Regions from separate parts of the Homo sapiens genome. Here all the other regions are linked to region 4. Evidence: chromatin contacts called from ENCODE Hi-C data. All regions are on one chromosome and are shown on one strand. Each heading gives the region's core, a stretch centred on a gene start or an enhancer-like site at or near the end of the contact. The rest is flanking DNA. Distances are from core to core; before and after follow the strand shown.

Region 1 (2,700 bases), core at 22-2,521, 5.0 Mb before region 4:
ACCTCTACAGTGTTCTTTTGTAAGAATGCTTATATAGATTTTACCAAAGAAACAATTTCAGATAAATTATCATAATACTATCTTCAAGCAACATTACTCTAGAAATTAGCTTCATCAGCTTTATTCCTGCATATTCAAGGAAATTCAGTTAAAGCGAAAACGCAAAACAGAGAGAGTATTTGAAGGCAGAACAACTAGTTCCACTTCTGCATATTAAGCAAAATTAAGCAAAAATAAAGGAAACAGGCAAAGGGAAGGAACTCAAGAGCTATTTGCAGCAGTGATCCGTTACAAGTTCTACGCGCTTCTCCTCGAGCTCCAAGAGATAAGGAGGGGAAAGGAAAGAAGGCACCACGCAGAAGCCTAAACTTACTCTTGGTACAACTTAGAATATTCACTGAATTCAGCCTAAGATGTCTGGGTTATCTGGATTCAGTAGGAATGTCTGGGAAGAAGGAGTGGCATTTGCTTTCTCCGTTTGAAACCCTGGGAGCTGTACGAGAGTACCCCAAACCCCTTGGTTATCTTGCAGAGGCGGCTCAGGGCATCGTTCCCCAAGCACACACCTGCAAAGCCGGGCGGCTCCTCCCCTCTTTCCCTCCTGTCCTCAGGGATGGACCAAAGTCCCTCCAGCGCACCGTTAGCCCGAGGGCCACCCGGCTCCCGCAGGCACTACCCAGCCCGGGGTGAAGCCGGAGCGCTCGCCGCCGTCCCGGCTCCGCTTCCCGGAGCCACACAGCGGAGGCGGCGCGCAGCTGAACACCGGCACCACCAGGATGCGCATTACAATAAAACTTGGGGGAGCAAGTCTACACTCGCGCCGACGTGAAGGCACAGCCCCTGACGCGGGCTCGAGGGCCGTCGGCCCGTCCCGCCCCTCCTCGCGGCCGAATGGCAGTAGTCCATACCTGTCCTCGGAGACGCTGATGACGCCCTCCTCTTTGGGCACGATCACGGCCATATTCACCACCTCCTGGGACCCCTCCATCCGCTGCAGCAGGATCGGCTTGCGGGTCAGAGGCTTGGGCTGGATCTCCGCCGCCATCGGAGGAGGGGGCGCGCCTGGGGCGCCGCCGCCAACCGCGCCGCGGGGCCGGGCTGAGGAGACTGCTGGAGCACGGACACAGGTTGAGACAGAGACTCTGGCTGGCCGGAGCGGAACGCCGGAAACCGGCGAGCATAGCCTGGCCGCCTCTCTCGGGAACGACTCCGCGCTCCCTGCTTCAGGCACCAAAACCGCCACGACCTGGGATGCAAGCCGGCGCCACTACAAGAGGAGGGGGCGGAGCGCCGGGGGGCGGAGCCTGTGTGGGCGGGGCCTGCCGCAGGGGGTAGCCGCTGGTGGGCGCGAGGGCGGCTCCACTTCCGGGAGGGTGGTGAAGGAGGAGGGGAAACCTGGAGCAGGAGGCGGGGATCTGGTATCCCAATGCGCGTGCGTCAGTCCCGCAAGCCCATTTTCACCCCTCCCCTCCGCGACTCCCCGGGCGCTGCAGCACCACTAGGACGCATGCGCTTTCCGTTCCTCGCGGTCTTCTCTCTGCCTTACACACCCAAGGGTTAGGCTCCTCCCTCTTTAACCTCCCGTGAACGCGCGTATACACACCCCTGGGGACGCGCTTGCCAGACGCCACGCCCCTTCGAAATTCCCTGAAAAGAGGGCGGAGGTGGGGCGGGGAAAGGAGCGCCTCAGCAAGACCGGAAAGAGAAGAGGCCTGCAGGAAGGAAAGCCGCCCAACTCGTTGGGACGTGACTTGGCATGCGCGCGGGCTACCTGGCCTAGCGGTCTTAACAATGAAGCGCGGCGGGAGGCCGCTTACTGCTCCCAACATGCACCAGGCCCAGGCTGCCGGAGGGAACCCAGTGGCCTCCTGGGAGTCGTAGTTTCTTGGAGCCTCCGCCCCCTTGTCCTGGAATGACCTATCGCCCACTTTCTGCGCTATGGGCCTGAGGAGCTCAGCGGCCTCCAGGGCCATTGGCCAAGTCAGGACCCAGACTTGCCTCTATGGGAACTGAGGGGCAGCCCCCAGCTGAGTAGGACGTCACCACTCCTAGGGTCAGACTGATGCTCGGAATAGTGGCACGGAAGGGACATGAAAAGGAGAGAATCTTTCATACAGACATCTTCAAGGGAGCTCAGAGAACATATGGGGTGTCTATCCCCTCGTTTTCTTAGATGGCTAAATTACACAGCCAAGGTTACTTTAGTGCAAAGTTAGGGCTAAACAACCCCTCCTTCCCTCCAGACTTGAACCCAGGCCCCTAGTGCTGGCTTCTTTCCATTTCCCCAGCAATCCAGCCTTTTTAGCTTGCTCCAGACACAACGGACAGAGTTACTGTAGTTACTGACTGAATGTTAGGTGCCTACCAGAAGGCCTGGCATGTGGGGTTGATCGTGAAGACTAAGCTCTGCTTTTTTATCTTGCCCAAATTCCTATCTAAGGGGTCTGGGGAGTCATGGCCTACAAAAACCATAAATTCTCATCAGATGGGTTTTGACCATGTAGGTCATGACTTACTTTCCAGTCTGACTCTGGCGTAACAAGGAAGAAAATCAAAATGTTTTACCCCAAATTATATTTCCTTGCCATGCCTTAAAATTGCCCTGCAAAGTCTCTTGTGGGAAAAATCCACATTCTATATCCCCTTTCCCCTTTGTTTTCCTTCCTTCCTTCCTACACCCAGGAGATAACCAACTAAGAG
Region 2 (2,700 bases), core at 29-2,528, 5.9 Mb before region 4:
CACAAAAAGACGTAAAATAATATGTAAGCAGTTTTTCTAAATGTGGCTACTAGAAAATTTAAAATTACAGATATGGCTTACTTTACATTTTCATTGGACAGATCTGATACAATTTTACAGAAGTGAAAAGAAATAAACTTGACCTTACCTGGATAACATCTCATTTTCCTGCTTGTATGCAAAAAGCGTTTTTCTTCTCAACAGATGTTCCTTGAGTTTTTGTCTTCTTTGCTCTAGATAACAAAGGTAAGAGCTACAAGTCAATATTAGTTAAAACATCGATAACGGCAAATAAATCTTGTTGACTAAATGAAGAGTTTACTTCCAAAGCTGGTTCCACCTGAGGTCACATCTATATAACAGAAAATTCTCCAATTCAATATTGCCTTTGAGAAATCACCTTAGAAGAGACTGTTACCACAACAGGTCCCCAAAACCCCTCTGCATAAGAATCACATTCTCTACTCCCTGTGAAAAATCTGGAGAACATCATTTTCTACATACAGCTCCTGCTAGCCAAGCTTTAAGAAACTAAATGGTAGAAGTGAGGCACTAGACTCGAAAGTTCTAATTTACCAGAACTGGGTTAGATGAGAATTACTTTCTTCTGCTTTCCCGTGTGTAGAATAAGGGAATAACAATATTAGTTTTGAAGACCCAACCAACCCTCGGTTTCCATAAAGTCGAAGGAGAAGCTGTGAAATTGGAAATAACACATGATGCGACCCCAGCCCTGCAGAAATTCGCTAGGGACCTAAGAGGCGGAGGACCCAGCGCAGGCGCAGTCGGTCCCTGAACCTGTGCAGCCCCGCCCCCAAGCGGACCCAGGGTCTCCGACACCGACCCCGGCCTGAGGCCCGCGCGTTTCCCCTCGCCTAACGGATTCCTTCTTAGGAGGGCCCATCCCAGCCAGCAGCGACCGCACAGTAACACCACGCAGCGGTTCCTGTTTTTATGATCCGTTCCACAAGGCCAAGAATGAGGCAGGGCGAGGCCGACGCCGCGTTCAGGGATCTCACAGAGCGGGGGAGAGGTGAAGCGCGCCAGCGCGGCCCCGAGCCCCGACCGCCGGGCCCGCGCCCGCCACCGCCACCGCCACCGCCACCGCCACCGCCACCGCGGCCTTCACCTTTGAATGCGGACTGCGCCCTCTGACTCGGGGGCAGCTGCAGGTCCTGGGGCACGGCCGGTGTGCTCATCGTAGCCTCGGGTCGGGGGATGCGTCTCCGCTTTAGCGCCAAGATAGAACTTCCTCAGACCACCGCCGCCGCAGTCTGCACCGCGGCTAAGCCGTCAGACGGCGCGGCTGCCGTCTCCGCCCATTGGTTCCTGCGTGAATTGAATAAGCCAATGGGCGTAGGGAGGCGGAGCCTGGACTGCAGTTGCCGGGGCCGGTCTGGTGTCTGCCCAGTTCGGTTGGGACTGAGTCTGCAGGTTTCAAACCTAAACAGCGCTCTTCATCCTGGACGTGCGATGGGGGAGGAGTCGGCCTGCTCAGTCCCCACGACATAGCAGGACTAGGTTGACAAACAACCGAGATGGGACACATCTTGAGACCCTCACAGTCCTTGGAGGAAGGCAGACGAGAAAAAGACAAGAAAAGTGTTGATTGGCTGCCCTTCTTATTAAACATCGACGCGTTCACTGACGAGGACGTAAACACCGATCTGGCGTACCACGAGCGTGTGTATTTTCGTTTCACAAATACTGCTTCATTTTGAGCATCAATTCTGAGGTGGGACGTTATCACCACTTTTTCCACTGAGAGGTGACAGGTTCAGAGGTTGTTTGTCCACGTTTGCACAGCGTGTGAAGGGGAACTGAAATTGGGATCTACTTTCCATACCTTTATTCTAAGCAATTATCAAATGCAAAAAAGGGAGGAGAGGAGGAGAAACAGAAAAAAATGAAGATAAACCTCATCCCCTCCTCAAGGTTATATATAATTCTCCTTTGAAGATAAAATAGCATTTGTTACAGACGTTTTGTGTTTGTGTGGTTAAGTGTGCCGCCATAATCTTCGTTTTTCTCATCTAAAAATACCACCTTCATAAAACCCACACAAACACTCAATCCACATGACAGAACGAAACAAGTCAGGGCTAGAAGGTTTTAAGAGTGGCAGTGGGGAAGTGAGGGCGAGTCTGGACTGCACCTGCCTGGTTTCAAGCACTGGGTTTACATTTCTTGCCTGATCACTGCAGTAAGGCTGGACTGGACTCTTTCAGCCAGGTTTTAGGTGCTCCGGGCACACAGACGGGAGGATGTGATTTCCCCGTTTACCCTTCCCAGGTCTGAGGGCCTCCACAGCTGGCCCTCGGCTGTGGTCAGTTTTTCCCACTTCTGCCTGCTTTTTTCTTCAGACATCTTATGGTAGCGTCTTGCTAATGAGGAATTTGGTTTGAGATTTTGTGTAGTTTTTTACTTGATGAAATGTCCCAGTTTTAGTTTAACATTGTCCATCACCATCCTTAAGATATAACTTGCTGTTTAAATACGTCTGTCATTATTGTTGATTATTTACTAAAGTTTCATCAGACAGGTGGGGCAACCAGGGATTTCTATTAAGTGAGAACAAAATACAGCGTTAATAAGTGACTCAAAAACCTCCAAAACATTATGCTAAGTAAAAGAAGTAATATATGAAAAGTTACATATGGTATGATTCCATTTATATGAAAGATCTAAAATAGATACATC
Region 3 (2,700 bases), core at 1-2,500, 7.5 Mb after region 4:
GCTGTTACTTCCTTTGTGTTCATAATTTTTTTAAATCTCTATTTACTTACTTGACCTATGTAAACCAATCCATTGAGGGAGTCAACTGCAACACAAAATGTTGTTCCGGTAAAATATTCTGGGTGCTTAGGCCAACCCACATCCAGCCGGTAAAGAATTTTCTCAGTTCTCCAGGAAACTGCAAAAGTAAAGTTCCTCAAAACCTTAAACAAAATCAGACAATTCAGATTTAGTTTACCGTCTAGGTAAGAACAAAAAAAGGGCGGGGGGGCCGGGTAACAGGGCTTATTTTTAAGCATGCCTTGACAACTAGAAGTTTGCTGGACTGAAATAATTCCAAAGAAATGAGCTTAGATGCCTAAAGACCAACACGACCACAATACAAGTCTGCAAATTATTTGAGGATGTAGTAAGAGTTGGGAAAGAGGAAAATGGCGATGTAACATACACAAATTTTTAAACTCAAAGGGTCAAGGCAGTTTGGACCCAGGTGCAGGCTTTGAGACAAGCTACTGAGGGAACCAGGGCCTGCCACCTCCATGCCACGACCGTGGCGACGCCTCCCAACAGGGCTACCCGCACACCCGACAGTCATTTCCTCACTACCCAACTCACTGGAGAGCCACAAAAACGCGAATGCAAAACCAAAAATGCAAGAAAGAAGCCAGCACCGGCTACGCAGACCCAGAATCTCGCCATGACCAGACGGGAAGCCAGGAGAGGGAGGGTCCGCAGGTGTCTGGGGGAGGACCTGACAGCCTCAGGCTGCAACGGTTTGCAGCGGCACAGAGGGTCTGCCCGGGGCCCGAAGACCCTATCTCCGGTTTCCCCTCCCTGGATGCACGAGCTTTGAGTACGAAAGGGAACAGAGACCAGGGCGAATGAAAATCACAGAAGACCAGTTCCGGACTTCGTGTGCATTTCGGGGTCCCCGCCCTCATGTCAGGTGCTTCGGGCTGACCCAGTGACCACCCTTTCCCGCCCTCAGGGCAGTCCGCGCCGCTGACTTTCAGTGGCCACCAAAGTATGGGCGCCCGTAGATATGCCTTAATCGCTCGCCATTTATTCTTTTTAATCCAGAGGGCAAAATCAAAACATCGCACACTCAGACACGAGGTATGGTGGGGATGACATTCAAAATAATGACCGCTAGGCTTCGGGAAGGATTTTTGCCACATCCTATTCCTACCATCCAGGCATCCGCTATGGATGCCTATATTCCCACACCAGGACCCCACCTCTGGCTTTCAGGAAAGAGGGGCCCAAGCTGGCGGCGCAGTGTTGAGTTTACTTGGGCGCGACTGGCTTTATTGTAGGTCCCCATGAGCTGGTGGGGGCTGTAGGGGTAACCAGGCAGGGCGTCTGGCGCTGTTGGGGCTGCGTTTTTCCGGAGTCCCCCTATGCGAGGCCGTGCCCCTCTTCGCCCGGCTCCTGGTGCTCCCCAGCCGCCGGCCCGCTCCCGGAAGCTGCAGCAGCTGGTAACAAAGAGCCTGCCGGGCCGCCTGCTGCCGGGGCCGAGGTATCCAGGAGTCGGGCGGAGCGGCTGGGGATGAGCGCGAGCCGGACCATGCGTCCGGGTTCGCGGCGGTGAGGGTCGCGGCCGGCGGCCGAGGCGCAGGTGCGGGTCGAGAGACCGGCGCCTCCCTCCCCGCCGCCCGTGGACTCTGAGCGCAGGTGTTTCTACTCTGCCGGCCGCTCCACCTGGGAAAGCGCCTTCAAGAGCTACCTCTGGCGGCACCTGGCCCTCAGCTGCAGGGAAACCGCACTCAAACCTGCCGCCGAGCCCGGGTTTTTCTGCAAAACTCAGAGGACCTGGCTCTTGCCCGAGGTGCCCTGAACCATTGTGTGAATAAGCTGGGGAAGCCTGACTGGAGTGTTTTTTCTTTTTAATAAAAAGAGTTTTTCTGAATCTCAATTTTTAGAAATTTTTTTTGCGAAGTTTGCAATACTCTCTACCTCTTCGCATCCTCTCTTGCTCGTGGAGTCTTTTTCCTCCTCAGCTATAAATATTTTTTACTATCGGCGGAGCAGACCAGGGATGAACGTCTTTTAATTGCAAGTATAACTGTTAAAACCACGTCGGGATAGTAGTCAAGATGGATAAAAAGTCCTTTGAAATGGTGCTGGATGAAATTAGAAAGGTAATTAGACCGATTCCATGAATTATTTTATGAGATGAATTCTCGTGTTTTAGACTCTCTTTGAGGTACTGTATGGAGATTGTGCAGAATAAGGGTCCTAGGATTGCCAAATTGGTTTGAATTTTCACGTGTAATGGAGGAGTTTATATCTTGATACGTTTCCAGTACAAATAGAAATTAAGTTACGTTAACGCCAAATTTGAGACTCAGCACGGTGTCGTGGGAATTACATTTGTAAAGCCCTCGGTTCCAAAGCCGGCTTTACAAATCCGTAATAGCTCTGTACTTTTTGGGTAAGGGGTTTAATATTTTTGAGTTTATTGCCTCATCTTTCAGTAACACAAGAGTGACTGAAAACGAGAGGTAATACGCAGAAAGTTTCTTTTATGGTAGTTATTATGATGGGGTTTTCAAATCTAAGCATAAGGTAGAGTATATTTGTTGCGTTGGCCATGCAAAATTCGTGTCCTGATGGTAAGTGTGGCATTAAGTTTAAAGTCACGTTCTTAGGAATTGGCCGTCAATAACTTGAGCTTCAAAACTTTTTTCTCCTGCTTTC
Region 4 (2,700 bases), core at 155-2,654:
GGCGCGAGTTACAACTTGCCGGGCTCACACAGGAAAACAGGCTCACGTTAATTACTTTGCCTTTAATATGCCACGCCGTCCTTTCCTGGGGCCCCCGCAACGGTTGGGTAACTGAGAACCAGGTAGCCTCGGTGGTAGGACCCAAACTGTGTGGGCGGTGAGCAAAAGGCACGGAAGGAAGAGGGCCGATCGCTTCCGAAGCGGCAGCCGACTGGGATTCACTACAAGCCCGGCGGCTCTTTTCCCGCACAAGCGCAGGGAGAGGAAACTTGGGCACCTCACAGGCGGCACCGAGTTGCCCGATCGCTCGGCGATGTCGCCGAGGGGGCTCGCGGCACTGCGCCGATGCCCCTGGCTCGGCCGAGGGCGTGCCACCTTTGTCTGGGTTTCCCCACCAGGATGGGCTACGCCTCGATGCAAAGACGGCTTGAACTGGTTGGAGGCGCCGACGCCGCTGTCCGCGCTGGAGTTCCCAGCCCTGCGCGGGGCCCAGGAAGCCGACACAGCCGCCTGAAACCTCCCACTTACACTGCGCGCACGCGGCGCGCCTGCAAGTCCCAGCCCCGCGGTTACTTCCCTGGCGCGGCAGCCACAGGGTGGAGAGCCGGAGACCCCTCGCTCTCAGGCGCAGAGGCCCGGCGCACCCCTGCCCTCCTGGCACTGCATCGCCGGACCAGGCAGGGCCCCCGTGCCCTCTCCAGGGCCCGCTTCTTCCGCGCCCACGCGAGTCCCTTCTTCGGGAGACAACGGGCCGATGGACCCTCCCTCCCCCAGCAAGACAAGATCTCCGACTGTCCACCGCGTTAGGGAACGCACGACAGACACCCAGACAGCACCCACACCCCTGCCCGCCCCTCGGCCCTCACTCACCTGCCTGCACCGTGTCCGAGAGGTCGTGCCCGGGGGCTGCGGTACGGGGAAATTCCTTCAATTTCCTGGCGCTCAGGTTCAGCCCCCCGGAGTTGGCCGCCTCCTCAAGCGCGCGCTCCAGACCCCGGTTCAAGGGCAGGTTGAAGCCCCCGCTGCCACCGCCGCCACCACCCGCCCCGCCGGGGGCGCCGGTTCCTCCGTGGTGCTGATGGTGGTGGTGGTGGTGGTGGGGATGATGAAGTGGGTGCAGAGTAGCTACCGAAAGGGCCGGGACGAAAGGTTGGGGTTCGCTTCCCGGCGTCGCCATCTTCTCCCGGGCCCCCCCACCCCGCCCCGCCGCTCCTGCGGGGGGGTCACAGCGTTCCCCGCGAGGGGAAAACGGCAGCTCGGGCTGAGTGCCGCAGTGCTCCACCGAAAGGCGCTGGAAGGAGGGGAGGAGGGTGTGGGCAGGCGCGTAGAATGGGGGGCGGGCGGGGAGGCGGCCGTGGCAGCTCGGTCTTGAAGGTTTCCTGTCCCCGGGAAGCTAAGGACTGCGGCGGCGGCGGCGGCGGCGGCAGCGCGCATGTGTCTCCTCCCGCCCCTGCGCCCTCCCCCCGGCTGCTCTGCCCTCCTCCGCCGTCTGCTCTCTCCTCCTCCTTCCCCCACGCAGTCTGCCCCGCCTGAGCCTTCCTCCGCGCCTATTCTGCCGGCCGCCGCCGCCTTGCCGCGATCCGCCCCGCAATCGGGTACACGGCGGGGCTGGACGTCTGCTCCGGGGCAACTGAGGCGCCGAACCTCTCTCTGGGCGTCCTTTTGCCGCCCAGGAGGCTTTAGGGGACTGGAGGTTGCGGGGATAGGGGGGTGGTCTGAGAACACGGATAAAACGGCGGGAGGCAATGAATGGGATTTACAGTACAGTGAGGTTTGGGGCAGGAGAGGGTTCTCTCAATTCTGCGATTTATTCTGGCCGTTTAACCCAGAGATCCCCAAGAGGCAGTTTTCATTCACTATGGGGTCATCCCTGCAGATGCCCCCTGGCATTTGGGCGCTTACAATGAACCAGACGCTTGTTTAGGGAGTCTACGTAAGTTACCTCATTAATCCAGGGACCCCAGGAGTGCCAAAGTTGTTCCCCTGAGTCTACAGAGGAAGTTAATAAATGTATCTAAGGTCACCCCTGCAGTTAGAGGGGCGCTAGATTCGAGCTAGGGCCCTCAGAATCTAGGGTTGCCCTCCTTCACAGTGTACCCCTGGGCCAGACGCCAGCGCCAAGGGACGAATACGAGTGGGACAGAGTGTTTGCTGAGCGGCAGAAGAAAGCTACAGACATAGGAAAGAAAAACTCAAAATGAGGGCAGTGTTTATGGGGGACAGAAGACATTGTCGTAGGAGAAAGATGAGCTGGCTGCTCCCCGAAATTGGGTGGTGCCAGGAGAGGCTAGAAAGCCAGTGACCCCAAACAGCAAATCAGTCACAGCTCGAGTCTGAGCTGAAAGAACCATCGAAGTCTCCTTGTGCCCTTCTTCTTCCCGCTTTGGGGCATGGAAACGAACATGTCCGCTTGCAAGTGAATTCACATTCTGCCATCAGCCACCCAGTGGCACCCAGGCCAATGCTGGCACACCAGGGGCGACAGAGAACATCTGACACCCTAAGGGCAGACCAGCTGGACGATTAATAGAATACCATTCCTTTCCTGAAGTTAAAGCTTCATGTCCAACTTTCCAGGGCCTTTATTTTTGCTCTATTCTTAAGGCTTGATTGTCCCCTATGAGCGACTTGGCTTGGGGAAAATGAGTCGGGGGGTGGGTGCGGGGTTGTCGGGGTGTCAAGCACGAAAGTAATGCAACC

The links. Hi-C counts contacts between places; a loop is a spot of excess contacts on that map. Pooled maps may share reads with other maps.
Region 1: a map of CD8-positive, alpha-beta T cell shows a loop between it and region 4 (6-fold over the local background). The contact joins the promoter of WDFY2 here to the promoter of LRCH1 in region 4. A Hi-C loop is called at or near these places in 2 of 168 maps with a recorded cell type or tissue (CD8-positive, alpha-beta T cell and naive thymus-derived CD4-positive, alpha-beta T cell) and 6 of 50 pooled maps.
Region 2: a loop to region 4 is called in a pooled map, with 14 times the contacts of the local background. The contact joins the promoter of CKAP2 here to the promoter of LRCH1 in region 4. A Hi-C loop is called at or near these places in 4 of 50 pooled maps.
Region 3: a loop to region 4 is called in a pooled map, with 9 times the contacts of the local background. The contact joins the promoter of PROSER1 here to the promoter of LRCH1 in region 4. A Hi-C loop is called at or near these places in 4 of 50 pooled maps.

What each region holds. Positions count from the first base shown.
Region 1 is chr13:51,583,033-51,585,732 of GRCh38, reverse strand. It overlaps WDFY2 (WD repeat and FYVE domain containing 2), which reads right to left and starts at 1,271. Exons shown (of 12, transcript NM_052950.4): 1 at 909-1,271. The coding sequence starts at 1,045. RefSeq lists a silencer at 1,051-1,420 and enhancers at 1,561-1,840, 1,499-2,019.
Region 2 is chr13:52,454,056-52,456,755 of GRCh38, reverse strand. It overlaps CKAP2 (cytoskeleton associated protein 2), which reads right to left and starts at 1,278. Exons shown (of 9, transcript NM_018204.5): 1 at 1,130-1,278; 2 at 149-233. The coding sequence starts at 1,199. CKAP2-DT (CKAP2 divergent transcript) reads left to right here and starts at 1,410. Exons shown (of 1, transcript NR_185890.1): 1 at 1,410-1,981. RefSeq lists enhancers at 1,578-1,657, 1,948-2,127.
Region 3 is chr13:39,036,639-39,039,338 of GRCh38, reverse strand. It overlaps PROSER1 (proline and serine rich 1), which reads left to right and starts at 1,250. Exons shown (of 13, transcript NM_025138.5): 1 at 1,250-2,141. The coding sequence starts at 2,097. NHLRC3 (NHL repeat containing 3) reads right to left here and starts at 883. Exons shown (of 7, transcript NM_001012754.4): 1 at 616-883; 2 at 51-203. The coding sequence starts at 699. RefSeq lists a silencer at 1,540-1,769.
Region 4 is chr13:46,551,874-46,554,573 of GRCh38, reverse strand. It overlaps LRCH1 (leucine rich repeats and calponin homology domain containing 1), which reads right to left and starts at 1,404. Exons shown (of 20, transcript NM_001164211.2): 1 at 871-1,404. The coding sequence starts at 1,177. RefSeq lists enhancers at 271-590, 247-947 and silencers at 1,151-1,210, 1,271-1,460.